Regions from separate parts of the Homo sapiens genome. Here region 1 is linked to region 2. The links are chromatin contacts, found by Hi-C in ENCODE. All regions are on one chromosome and are shown on one strand. Each heading gives the region's core, a stretch centred on a gene start or an enhancer-like site at or near the end of the contact. The rest is flanking DNA. Distances are from core to core; before and after follow the strand shown. Region 1 holds the start of SIAE (sialic acid acetylesterase). Region 2 holds the start of ZNF202 (zinc finger protein 202).

Region 1 (6,350 bases), core at 2,998-5,497, 930 kb before region 2:
CCTACAGAGCATGTTGGCTTTTTGCCAATGTAATGGAGGGGTTGTTATTGGTAGCTCAGTGTAGTTTTGATTTGGACTTCTGTTATTATGCATTAGTTTGAATATACTTTCATAAGTGCCATTTGCATTCATTTTTGTGTGAATTGTTTGCTCATACCTCTTGCCAATATTTTCTGTTGGATTCTATAAGCCTATAACACACTGTTTTTACAAACTATTTATTTATTAGGGCTATTAACCCATTGGGATATAAATTGCAAATATTTTTTGTTTGTCTTTTGTAGTTTTGTTTTCCTCACAGTGCTTTTTCTCATGTAAAAGTTTACTTTTATGTTGTCAATTTATAACAATCTTTTCTCTAATTGCTTCCGAATTTTTGAAGCAATTAAAGCAATTTAGCTAGCAAAATTTTTTCTTCTCTTATAGAGAAATTCATCCATATTTTCTTCTAGTATCTGTATGGTTTCTTTTAAAAAATATTTATATACTCGACTAATTTGGAATTTGTCTTTGTGTATAAGAAATTGATCCAATTTTATCTTTTTCCTTTATCTTAAAATAACAAAAAGTCCACCTTTTTCCTAGTGACCTGAAATACCATTTAAATCATATACTAACATGTTCCCCATCACAAAAATAAAAATTAAGAGTAGTAACCACCTATGATGAATGCTGGCAAGGGAATTCTTGCATTGTGTGGGAGACTGAGCCAGAGGTCCATAATGATTGTTTTTTTTCCTTTTTGAAGAGACTGAATTCTGATACTTGTATCTTCTAGATAATTTGTCTTTGGTTGACATGGGTGGAATTGGGTGTGGTGCTTACAATTTTTTCAAATGGTTTTACCCATTGTTTATTAGAGAGCTAGTGTCCTGAGACCACTAATCTGAATCATCATTTGCTTTAATTATTGTGATCCAGTAACAATGACGCAAATGTTTTTATAATGGAATATTTCTGAGTTCTAAAATTAAATAAATGACTAAAGACTTTTACTGCAAGAATTTGTAGTTAATCTTATAATAAAATTGATGTTCATTATAATTCACCTCTTTTCCCAAATAATTTTAGTTTTTTCCCCTTCCAACTTTTATTTTAGGTTCAAGGGATACACGTGCAGATTTGTTACATGGTTAAACTCTGTGTTAAGGGGCTTTGGTGTAGAGACAATTTTGTCACCAAGGTAATCAGCATAATGCCTGATAGGTAGTTTTTCAATCCTCACCCTCCTCCTACCTCTGCTCTCACATAGGCCCCCAAGTCTATTGCCAAATGATTTCTCTTAATAACGTTCCTCTTCTAAATATAGTTTATCAAATGTTTTCAGTGGAAAATATTTAAAGTTTCAGATTGTGCAACAGATATTCACCCTGACCGGATATGGAAAAGACCAGCAACATTCAGGAAATTGGCAGAGATTTTGAGCTCTGCTAGGGCAGGGCAAAAAAAGCAAGGGGTGGAGCTATGCAGTGTGTGTGGGAGTTGTTTTAATTCTACCCTTGTGCTAGGTTTTCTTCCACTATAAAATGATTACAATAGAATGTTTGTTTGCTTGTGCCTATTTCTAGTCACCTTTACCACTCTGTTAGAATACTGTAATAAAAAGTAATGATGACAAGAATTTATACAAAATGGATGTTCTAATCAACAATGGCTTTCCAGGGGTTGGGGCAGGGGTCGTGGGAGTGCCCAGGATGGAGTGCAGTGGCTATTCACAGGTTTAATCATAGCTCACTACCGTCTTGAATCCCTGGGCTCAAGTGATCCTCCTGCCTCAGCCCCTGAGTAGCTGGTACTAAAGGTGCGCACCACCATGCCTGGCTTAGGATAGGTTTTTAGTACAAAACTGGTAAAGTCCTGACAGTCATAAACCTTCAAGGTTGGGGATTTGTAAATTTTATTTATAGGAGTGAAGGAATTTTGCCTTGGCTTTCAACCAAATAGTTATTGTTAGTGGGCATCTGGGTCTCTGTGCAGGATGGAATTTAGCATAAAGAATATAAATTACCTTTCCAAACTGGTATTCCACCTTTCAAATCAGTTTGTCTGTGCCGTTATTGCAGAACAGTTTCATATACCCCAGTGAATATCAGTTTATTTAAAGAGTGCAGAATTCTTTTTGCAGTACTTAAAATACTTTCAAATGGAAGGAATCAAAATTGAAAGGAAACCACAGATACTCATCTCAGGAATAACAGTCAGCTGCCAGGGATGCATAGGAACAGTATGCTGGAACGTGGCGAGGGTAGACTGTATGATCTTTTTTTCCCCCACTGATTTCTCCCGAGAAATGTATGCTCTTTTGCAGTTACCTTCCACGCTGTATGTCCGTGAGAAATACAATGAAGACGGTCTGAATAATGAACTGGTAATCTTCGATAATATGAAACGAATTTAAGAGAACATATCAAAGAGGTACATACTGTTTCAAAGAGCAAGAACTGTTATCTGAAACTCCCTGCCTCATAAAAGGCTTTCTGCAGAATGGAGATGGTCTTAAGCAAGTTTTACCATAAACAAATGCTTAGTTTCTTATTTTAAAAAATGACTAATTTTAGAAAGCTTACTCTCTCTTTTCTCTAGAAGGCTCTCAAAATAGGCTGCTGCAAAAGCTGGTATATTGTCCGGTTGCTCTCTCAGAATCTCGCGTGTCAGCCCTTCAAGAAGATTCCCAAATCCTTGTGGAATTCGGTAGTGGGTGTTGGAGAATGGAATCGACATCTTCTTGGTAAGAACTGCCTATGGAACCTAAAGATTCATTAAAGAGTACTGTCTTTAAATTTGTCTGATTTTACTTATATAATCACAACTATGCCAACAAATTATTTCTGAGACTCATACATCTGGACTTGAATTCTTTTTTCCCTAACACAACCCAAGCCCATCCATTTCTTCCAAAGAGTTTTGAAATCTCCATTGTGAATTAGTATAATACAAACACAGACCCATTCACTAGGCCAAATCATTTAAAATCCTGCAAAAAACCCATAATTTTCAATATGACTTTTTCTCTCTTTACCCTTTATATGCTCAAAAGGTAAGGGTAATTTTTGCTATCACACAGGAATTTAGAGAGAATGATTGCTAAAAAGTTAAATTCATTGTCAATTGCTGAGAAGACCTTCTTTGAGGTCTATTTTTTTTTAAAGAGTAGAAATTAGTCCTGGTTCTAGAAATTAATTTGTTGAATGAAGAAGTTGCACAATCTTTCCCCTTGCTGCCACTTCTGAAGCATGACCCACAATGCTTCGAACACCTTCGTACTGTGGAATGGGGTTGTGCGTGCGTGTGTGTGAGGGAGGGATGGGATGGGATGGGGCTGTGTGTCATGATTTTGAAATCCCAGCCTCTAAAGTTTTAGAATTCTTATATTTTTCGGTTTCTTCTTGATCAGGTTGTCTCTTTCTGTCTTGAAATACAAGGGCTAGATTAAGGGTAGCTGCTAAGCAGCGGGCTGAGCTACTACTGAGTATGAAAAGAATCCTCCGGGACCTGGCCTGTTAATGTGAGAGTGTGCGTCAATGCGGAATAGAGGCGGAGGCCGTGGTAGGGGTCCAGGTTGGGAGAACTGGACGGTTTAATGAGGCTCAGACTATGGAGGGTTCTCGTTTCATCGCTTTTTTTTTCTTTGAGAGGGGGTCTCTGGCCTCGAACTCCTGGGCTCCAGCGATGATCCCGCCTCAGCCTCCCGAGCAATTGGGATTACAGGCGCGCGCCACCACGCCTGACTCCTCTCTTTTGCTTTTTCTGAGGGAGCAGTAGATGGGGGTATCGAACCATTCTAGAGTGGTGAAAAGAGCTGGCGAGATTCTGAACCAATGTGGGCAGAGGAGGGCGGGCGGAGGGGGCAGACGGGTCTAGTCGGGGGCGGGATGTTGAGGACCTGGGATTTCAGACTCGCGCAGAATGGGCTGCCTCGGCTCCCAAACGGCCCAGGGCTCCGAGGCTGTGTCTGGGATGCTGAGAGAATAAGAGAGACGAAGGGAAAAGGCTAGGTCTTGGTATCGGAGAGGAAGTGGGGAAGCGGCCTCACCTCCTTTCTCTCCGAGCTGGTGCCGCCGGTTCCGGTTGTTTTTCTAGTTGCTGGGTAACCGTTTTTTCTTTAAAAAAAAAAAAAAACTACGGCGGCCGAGAAGGGGCGAGTACAGCCCAGTCCTGAGGTCGCGGGAGGCTGCGAGGACTGCAAAAGGGTGGAGTCGGCCTCGCCCCCGCCCAGGCCCCGCCCCTGCCGGGAACCCACTTTCCCAGTCCTAGGCGGCGGTCAGATCCTTGCAAGCATGGTCGCGCCGGGGCTTGTACTCGGGCTGGTGCTGCCATTAATCCTGTGGGCCGACAGAAGTGCAGGTGAGGCGGCCCGGCTCGGCCGGACCCCTGCCCCTCAGCCTGTGCGGGCTCCGAGACCCCGTGTCCTCTGCGGGACACGGATCCGCGCCCCTTTCTCAAGGTCGACGAAGGAACCTAGCTAGGCTAGGGGCTCGCGTCTCCGACCGAGGCCCGGTCTGCAGGAGTCTGCTGGGTTGAACCCCGGCCTCTCCACTTTCTCCACCCCCCACTTACCATCCCTGACATGCAGCCTGTGAGCAGGGAGAAAGTGCGGCTTGTCTGAGTGGGGAGGCCCAAATGTGCCCAGAAAGAGGCCTTCGGGGTCCTGGAGTAACTGCAGGGGAGCTCGGAGGGAAGGAGGCGAAGCTAGTTAGGTAATATTTGGAAACAGGTGACTGAATCTTCCAAAACATTTCAGCGCTACCCCCTCAGTGGTGCCCTTGGGGAGGGTTTGCTTCAGGCGGGGTTCCTTAGGGGAATTAAATTTTACTCGTTTAAGTGGTTATCAGGGCTAAGAAATACAACCCCCTCACTAGCTCTGACTATTTAAGGCTCAGTTTTGATTTCTGGTACCGCTTACAGATATTGGTGGTGGGAAAATGTGAGTGGCATAGGGGAGGCTGGTGGCTCCCTTTGGCTGTTGCGCAGGTCAGATCTTGCCATTCGAATACCCTAGGCTGGACACTGGGTCACAGTATGGAGAAAGCAGAAGGTGCAATCTGTCTGATAATGCAAACTAAAGTGATAATGTTGGATTTCTTCCTTTCTGTTTCAAAACACTCAAAGAGTGGACCCCAGAGATCCCTGTTAAGAAATGATAGTTGGGGTAGGAGAACAGCGTGCAGAAAAATGACTCCTGCTCTACCTGAGAGCCGGAAAAGTACCTAGATTCAGACAAACTGCAGCCCATAAATGATTGTTCAGAGTCTAACAAAAGTGCAAAATGCTAGCACTCTGTATGCCATTTCCTGACTCTTATCTCCACTCAGTGACCTTTGAGATCCATCTTATGAGGTGGGGAAAAGATATTTTATTAGGTTTTCAGTTAAAGGCTGTTTATTTTAGTGTCAGTATTTTATCTCCTCCTTTGGGTCTTATTGTTACATCACCTTCATTAACATTGATCACATTTTTCATTCATTAGTACTCTACTTGGTTGCGTATCCTGACGTTTTTCCTTTAAGTCATTCTCCCTGTGCCCATGTTTACCATGTAATGCTTGAGATGTACAAAATTATATGTAACAATGACACAATAAAATGAACACCCATGAGAGCAGTACCCAACTTAAGAACTAGAACATTGCCAGTCTATTGAGCCTGCCATTGTGCTCCTCGCCAATGCATCCGGAGCTCCTCACCAGAGGCAACCACTGCCCTCTCTTCCCCATAACACTAATTCCTGTTTTTCTACTCCAGCCCCAAATGAAGGAAAAAACTGAAGACCTAAAAAATCCAAATGTTGGCTCACACCTTTAATCCCAGCACTTTGGGAGGCTGAGGTGGGCGGATCACTTAGAGTCAGGAGTTCAAGACCAGCCTGGCCAACATGGCGAAACCCCGTCTCTACTAAAAATACAAAAAAATTGGCCAGGCGCGGTGGCTCATGCTTGTAATCCCAGCACTTTGGGAGGCCAAGGTGGGCAGATCATGAGGTCAGGAGTTCGAGACCAGCCTGGCCAACGTAGTGAAACCCCGTCTCTACTAAAGATATCAAAAAAAAAAAAAAAAAGAATTAGCCAGGTGTGGTGGCACATGCCTGTAATCTCAGCTACTCGGGAGGCTGAGGCAGGAGAACCGCTTGAACCCCAGAGGCGGAGGTTGCAGTGAGCTGAGATCGCACCACTGCACTCCAGCCTGGGTGACAGAGCAAGACTCTGTCTCAAAAAAACAAACAAACAAGAAATCAAATGGTAAATGTATGTGTCTTGTGTTTGGCACAAGGAATGACCAGCCTTGCTCTCTTTCTCATTCTCTCTCTCTTTTTTTTTGTCCATTGCACAATTCCTTGATGTTCCACTGTCTACT
Region 2 (6,475 bases), core at 1,044-3,543:
AAGTCCTTTGGCAGGAACGCCCCCATCCTTGATATCTGACCATCCTTAATACCTGGTCAGTGTCCTCATCCTCCATCACGCCCCAGGTGATGTCTGATCAACCTGGCCTGTCTTCAGCAAGAATCCTATTAGGTTGACTTAGCCAGAATCCGCCTTAAGCCTGATGTTTCCCCTTAGTAATTTTCAATCCATCGACGTCCCAAACTCCAAAAAAAGTTCCTTGACTATAAATTCCCACTTGCCCATTCTGTATTCAGAGTTCAGCCCAATCTCTCATCCCTACAGCAAGACTTCATTGCAGTGGTTTCTTTACCTTTCCTGGTCCTGAATAAGGTCTCCCTTACCATGCTCTAACAAGTATCACTGAATAATTTTTCCTTTAACACTGTAATGCATTAAATGTTTAGAAGAAGATGTTTATGTATTATTTATGCACTTAATACCAATATTTTAAAATATTCAATGAGATTTACAGAGAAAAATATTTGGTACACAGTAGGCTTTCATGAAATGTATATTTCTCTTTGTATTGGGTAATTTTATGTGTCAACTTGACTAGCTAAGGGATGCCCAGACAACAGAAAACATTATTAGTCGGTGTGTCTGTGAGGGTGTTTCTGGCCAATATGGTGAAACCCCCTCTCTACTAAAAATACACACACACAAAAAAAAAATAGCTGGGCATGGTGGCACATGCCTGTAATCCCAGCTATTCGGGAGGCTGAGGCAGGAGAATTGCTTGAACCCAGGAGGCAGACATTGCAGTAAGCCGAGATCGCTGGGCGACAGAGCAAGACTCTGTCCAAAAAAAAAAAAAAAAAAAAAAAAGAGAGAGAGATTAGCATTTGAATCAGTAGACTGAGTAAAGAAAATCACTCTCACCACTATGCGTAGGCACCATCCAATCCATTGAGGGCCCAAATAGTATAAAAAGGCAGAGGAAAAGTAAATTCACCTCTCTCTTCTTGAGCTGGGACATCATCTCCTCCTGCTCTCTGGCCTTCAGACACCAGCACCTCAATCCCTTTCCAGTTCTCAGGCCTTCAGCTTTAGACTGAATTATACCACCAACCTCCTTATTTCTCCAGCTTGCAGTAAGCAGATGGTGGGACTTCTCAACGTCCATAATTATGTAAGCCAACTCCTTATAATAAATCTCCTTTTATATGTTTATACATACCCCGTGTGAAAGGAAAGTGATTTGGGGCCCCCAAAATCACTAAAGGGAAAATTCATGCTGGGAACTGCTTAGGGCAAACCTGCCTCCCCTTCTATTCAAAGTCACCTCTCTGCTCACTGAGATAAATGCATATCTGATTGCCTCCTTCCGGAGAGGCTAATCAGCAACTCAATGCAACCATTTGTGTCTTATCTACCTATGACCTGGAAGCCCCCTCCCCGCTTTGAGTTGTCCTGCCTTCTGGGTTCACACCTATTAGTTCTGTTTCGCTAATACACTGCCACTCCACCAAAAGTAACTAATCCTTTGGTTCAAACCCAGTAAACAGATCCCAGCAATGTGTCCCATGAAAAGGAAGTGGCACATGGCACGTGGAGAGTGGTGACTTACAGGGTAAAAGGGACAGAGAGCAAAGGAAAATGTCAAGTATGGGCAGAAAGGTCACCGAACGGACAAAAATGAACAAATGAGATCAGGGAAGACAGCCTGAAAGTAAAGAAATACGAAGCAACACTCAAAGGAAAAGAAAGAACAGTGATACCATAACTATTTTCTTTCTGAGCTTCTGATGTTCCATTCAGTTCATGTGCAATGTATCATTTAGTCCTCAGAGTAACGGTATTATTATGCCCGTTTTATATGATGCACAATAGGGTTCAAAGATGGAGAGATTCGGCCGAGGCCCTGCTGCTGATGGTGACTGCAAGAGCCAGTATTCAAACCTAACGCTGCCCTTTTCTACCATGTTGCAGCGGACAATGCAAAGAAAAAAAAATCAAGAAAAACACGTAGAGGTATCCAAATGAAAACAAACACACAAAAGATCAAAAACAGAAAAGAAAAAAGAAAAGAAAAAGAAAACCCTTGCAGAAGGTATGCCTGTAAATGAAAGGCCCAAGATGTTAATTTATTCGCTGCAGAGTGGAGTTAGGGGTCGCGGACGGCAGCTGTGGGGTCCGAGGCTTCTTCGCACTGGGTCCTTGGGGAGCACTGAGCCGCAACCCGCGGAGGGCGCATAGAGAGGATCAAACCTCCCACAGCCTAGAAAGGCTCCTACTCGGCGAGAAGGCGGGGCGAGCGATCGCTTCCGGTTCCGGGCGCAAAGGCCCCACGTGTTCCGACCCGCTAGGCCCCGCGCGGCTCGGATCCGGCGGCGCTGTTTCGGTCGGGAGTGGGTGGGAGAGAAGCCGGGGCAGGGGAGGAGCCGCCGGAGCTGTCGGAGCCGTGAGTCCTGAGTGGGCTGGGCTGGGCCGGGCCGGGCTGGACCGGGCCGGACCAGATCGGGCAGAGCCGGGCAGGGCGGGGAGGAGGGGGAGGGACCGGAGACCCCGCCCCCCAGAGTCTGGGGAAATCGCCGTGTCCTGGGGAAGGGGTGGCGGCGGTGTACTGAGGGTGCCGAGACGTTGTGGTCTCTGTGTTTCCTGGTGGCCGGAGCCAGTATCTCCGGGGACACGGATGGCGCTCCCGGCTTCCTTTCCTTTCCAGCCACCGCCCTCCGCCCCCTCCTGGGGCCTGCAGAAATGTAGTTAGTCCGTACCTCGTACCTCCTAACGCTTCCGCGCCAACTGTCCCCCCGGAACCGAGGGAGGAGTGGTCTAGGCCCCTTTATTTTCCGCAGCTTTTTCTTACCCCTCCTCTCAGATTGCTTAAGATCATCTCCGCGGGCTCCTTGCCCCGGCTAGCCCCATCTCCTTACACCACCAAGCCCCCCTCAGCCCCCCAGCACACACCCAGATACACTCACCCGTGATCTTGTCACCTGTGATGATAGTAGTCCTTGGCGTCCATTTGGCCAGAGGCTTTTCAGCTGCCACTGTGACAGACCCTGAGGTCCCCTCAAGCCAGTAGCTGCTGTCTCCACTTGCAACTTTCCTCTCCTCCCACTCCTAACAGCCAGTTTTGGCACCTCTTCTCAGCACCTGCGTTACTTTTAGCAGGAGTATACCTACTTCTTGAGTGTCTTGATTAAAAATTTGTTTTTGTGCCATGGATAGGCTGTGTTCCTTCAGAAAGGTGTCAGTCTAATTTTTGTTTTTCTGAACAATGAATGTTCTCATCTTCTAGGCGCTTTGATAACCCTGTCTGCCTTGGAATCTGTACTGACCTCCCCAGAGGGAGACTCTTAGACCCAGCCTTTCTTGAACAACCTTGGTCCTGGGGAGCAGCGCTAGATCCCAGGCTCTCAATTAGAGGCTGGGCTTAGAACTGTTGCTTTTTCTCTATCCACGCTCTGCAGGTGACACCCAGGGCAGCTACACTCAGAAGCCACAAGGAATGCTAGTGGAGCCCCTCATCCCTCCCAGCTTCTCTTCCAAGCTGCCCCGTGGGGCTTGATCCAGGAAGCTACTTCAGAAAGGTTGTGGGATAGCCTTGGGAGGAGGTTTGTTGGTGGGAAGCGTGTGAACGCGGAGCAGTCTGGGATAACTTTCTGCTGTTACTATCTAGCATAAGAGGGTGGGCAGGGTTGGAGAGAGGACAGGAATTTTTCCTCCTAGGACCAAACGCCTGGGATTCATAATCTTTCACCCTTTCTCCTCCAGCTATACCCTTTTTGTACTCTGTGTATATACTATATTGCAGTAGACAATCATTCCAAGGGTACAACAAGGTTTACCACAATGTGAGGGACTCAGCCATTGCAAATTGTACAGATGAGGTAAGTTACAGGTTTACATTTTTTTTTCCCAGTAAATTTGGCACAGATTTAAAATGTGAAACAGTTCTATACCCCTTGTTTTTGCTGTTCTCTCACCAGCAAACCCTTTAGTTTGGCCAGCAATGGCTTTCTGCATGAACTTCAGATTTACTTCATTTGCTAGGTGGTGGTTCTCAAACTTACTATAAGCACCTGAAGGGCTAGTTAAACGCATATTGCTGGGGCCCACCCCTAGAGTTTCTGGTAATAGGTCTGTGCTGGGGCTTGAGAATTTGTACTTCTAACAAGGCTCAGGTACTGATGCTGCAGATCTGGGTTCTTCACTTTGAGAACAACTACCTTTTGGCCAAATGTGATATATGTATTGCAGTAGGTTGAGGTTCAGAATACCTTTGTTTGAGTACTTCTGTGTTGGAAACTAGTAATCTGATCTTTTATAGATAATCACTTAGGTCTGAATATTTTGTTCGCAAAATTAAGAAAGCGTACTTAAAACAACTGAATGCTATATGCCAAATTTGAGGTGAAATATTGATAAGTTCTTCCCCTTGATTTTCTTAATTCTCTTGATAGGGGCTTCACGTTTTGATCAAAATATTACACCTGTATTCTGGGCTTTTGCTGTGAATTCCTAGTATTGCTAAAATTCTGCAATTTCTTAACTACCTGTTAAGTTCCTCAAGGTCAGAGCTTCTGCTTTTTTTATCTTTCTTTGCCCAGCACCTTGAATAGTGTGGGACACGTAATTGACGCTCAGTAGATATTTGTGTATTGAACTCCATCCCTTGTCCTCCTCCCCTCTTGATGTTTTTCTCTACTGGCCTTATGCTACACAGTAAAGCAGGGCATGATTATGCCACTTGATTACCCCCAAGAGATTGGAATAAATGCTTATGCCAAATTCCTACAGCTATCCCTGTGAATGGTTTATTACCCAGGAGCCCTGACACTGGCTGATTTCTGAATTTTCAGTGCTTCTGTAATATATACTAGTTGGGGGAGGAGAAATAGAAAGCTTAAACTCAATGTGCGTTTATTGAATACCTTTTCTACTAAGGGCTCCACAAAGTGGTAGGCACTGGGAATATAAAAATGAATAAGGAGACCCTTGCTCTCGAGGGCAGGGCCCACAGTGGGGAGACAGACGTTAAGCCATGCCCACGACAAGAATGACTTCTGAGATTCCTTCTCTGGATCATGATTTAGTCTTCAGTGGAAACCTGGTACTCCTCAGATTCCTCTGGTTCAACAGGCGGGGATCCCATCCCTTATCATCTCCTCAAATGCTAAAGGACCCTTGAGCAAAGCCAGGAGGAAGTCATCTAGACGTGAAACAGGGAGTATCCACACAGGCTGTGTTAATGACAAAGCTAAAAACATAGTAAATGACTTTTGAATTTACTGCTGTTATGAATTATCTATAGCAACACCTCCGGTCAGCTCTGTTATATATGTTATTGCGTTATTTCCCATTAAATGATGGTTCCTCTGACTATCTGATTGGCATTGACTATGTTTGTTGTAGAGATTGCATACATCTAGTTTAACTCTGGCTGTCAAATGAGAGCAGTTACTCTTATCAGGATGGGTGTCAGGTTTGATGTCCCCTCCTTTTCCTGCTTCAGGTTAATTTGTCATGTTCTGTTTTAAACTGAGACATATAGCTTGACCTCCTTTATTTAGGCCATTAACTGCTCTGGGGTAGTTTTCCTGAAGGTTAAAAAGCCTAGCTTCATGATGGAGGTTAACCAACATGACCATGATGGCCAGGTGTATAAATCTGGCCTCTTAAAAATCTGTATTTGAGGCTGGGTGCAGTGGCTCACACCTGTAATCCTAACACTTTGGGAGGCCAAAGCTGGCAGATCACTTGAGCCCAGGTATTTGAGACCAGCCTGGGCAACATGGCAAGACCCCTTCTCTATAAAAAATTTAAACATTAGCTGGGCATGGTGGCATGTGCTGTAGTCCCAGATACTTAGGAGGCTGGGGTGGGAGGATGGCCTGAACCTGGGAGGCAGAGATTGCAGTGAGTTGTGATCTTGCCACTGCACTCCAGTCTTAGCAACAGAGTAAACCCTATCTCAAAACTTAAAAATCTGTGTTTGGCCCCTAGCCGTCCTCAGCTCTTGAGTAAATCTCAGCATCCTAGGCTGTTACATTATGGCCCAAATATTCAATAGAGATGCTGTATATCCTTGTTCCTCTCAAAACCCCTCCTCATCACCATCAAAAAGCTGGTTCAGTTCTCTACCTTTAGATAAAGAATCATCCCAAGACTCAACATGAGCTGCCGTGACTTGTCCAAGATGACACCTCTTTACAATGTAGAGCAGTGGACAGAACACAGGTCACCCTCCGCCGAAGGCAACTATCTACTGTCTAACATTGCCTCCTAGGCCTGCCATATATAACCATCAAAAACAGTTTAGAATAAAGTGAATTGTTACAATTTTTATTTTTCATTTTTGTGTTTACATTTACTCTCAATGACATGTTTATTCCCACCTAATATCTTGAGGCTAACCACAAAATCTGCAGCATTTCCAGACAGAAGATACTTGTGACTTCCCTGTACTATCCACTACATACTTGACCTCTTTCTCTTTCTTCCTGTCTTCCCTTTCTCTATACCTTAT

What was found. A loop is a pair of places that touch in the nucleus more often than their neighbours do. Pooled maps may share reads with other maps.
Region 1: a loop to region 2 is called in a pooled map, with 16 times the contacts of the local background. The contact joins the promoter of SIAE here to the promoter of ZNF202 in region 2. A Hi-C loop is called at or near these places in 9 of 50 pooled maps.

The regions. Positions count from the first base shown.
Region 1 is chr11:124,671,636-124,677,985 of GRCh38, reverse strand. SIAE (sialic acid acetylesterase) reads left to right here and starts at 4,247. Exons shown (of 10, transcript NM_170601.5): 1 at 4,247-4,344. The coding sequence starts at 4,278. It overlaps SPA17 (sperm autoantigenic protein 17), which reads right to left and starts at 4,082. Exons shown (of 5, transcript NM_017425.4): 1 at 4,034-4,082; 2 at 2,568-2,748. The coding sequence starts at 2,721. LOC124902780 (a long non-coding RNA gene) reads right to left here and starts at 2,561. Exons shown (of 2, transcript XR_007062933.1): 1 at 2,424-2,561; 2 at 1,881-2,320. RefSeq lists an enhancer at 3,972-4,151 and silencers at 4,061-4,219, 4,192-4,311.
Region 2 is chr11:123,737,478-123,743,952 of GRCh38, reverse strand. ZNF202 (zinc finger protein 202) reads left to right here and starts at 2,293. Exons shown (of 9, transcript NM_003455.4): 1 at 2,293-2,404; 2 at 3,417-3,536; 3 at 3,761-3,836. RefSeq lists enhancers at 1,111-1,708, 2,698-2,907 and silencers at 2,298-2,347, 2,388-2,517.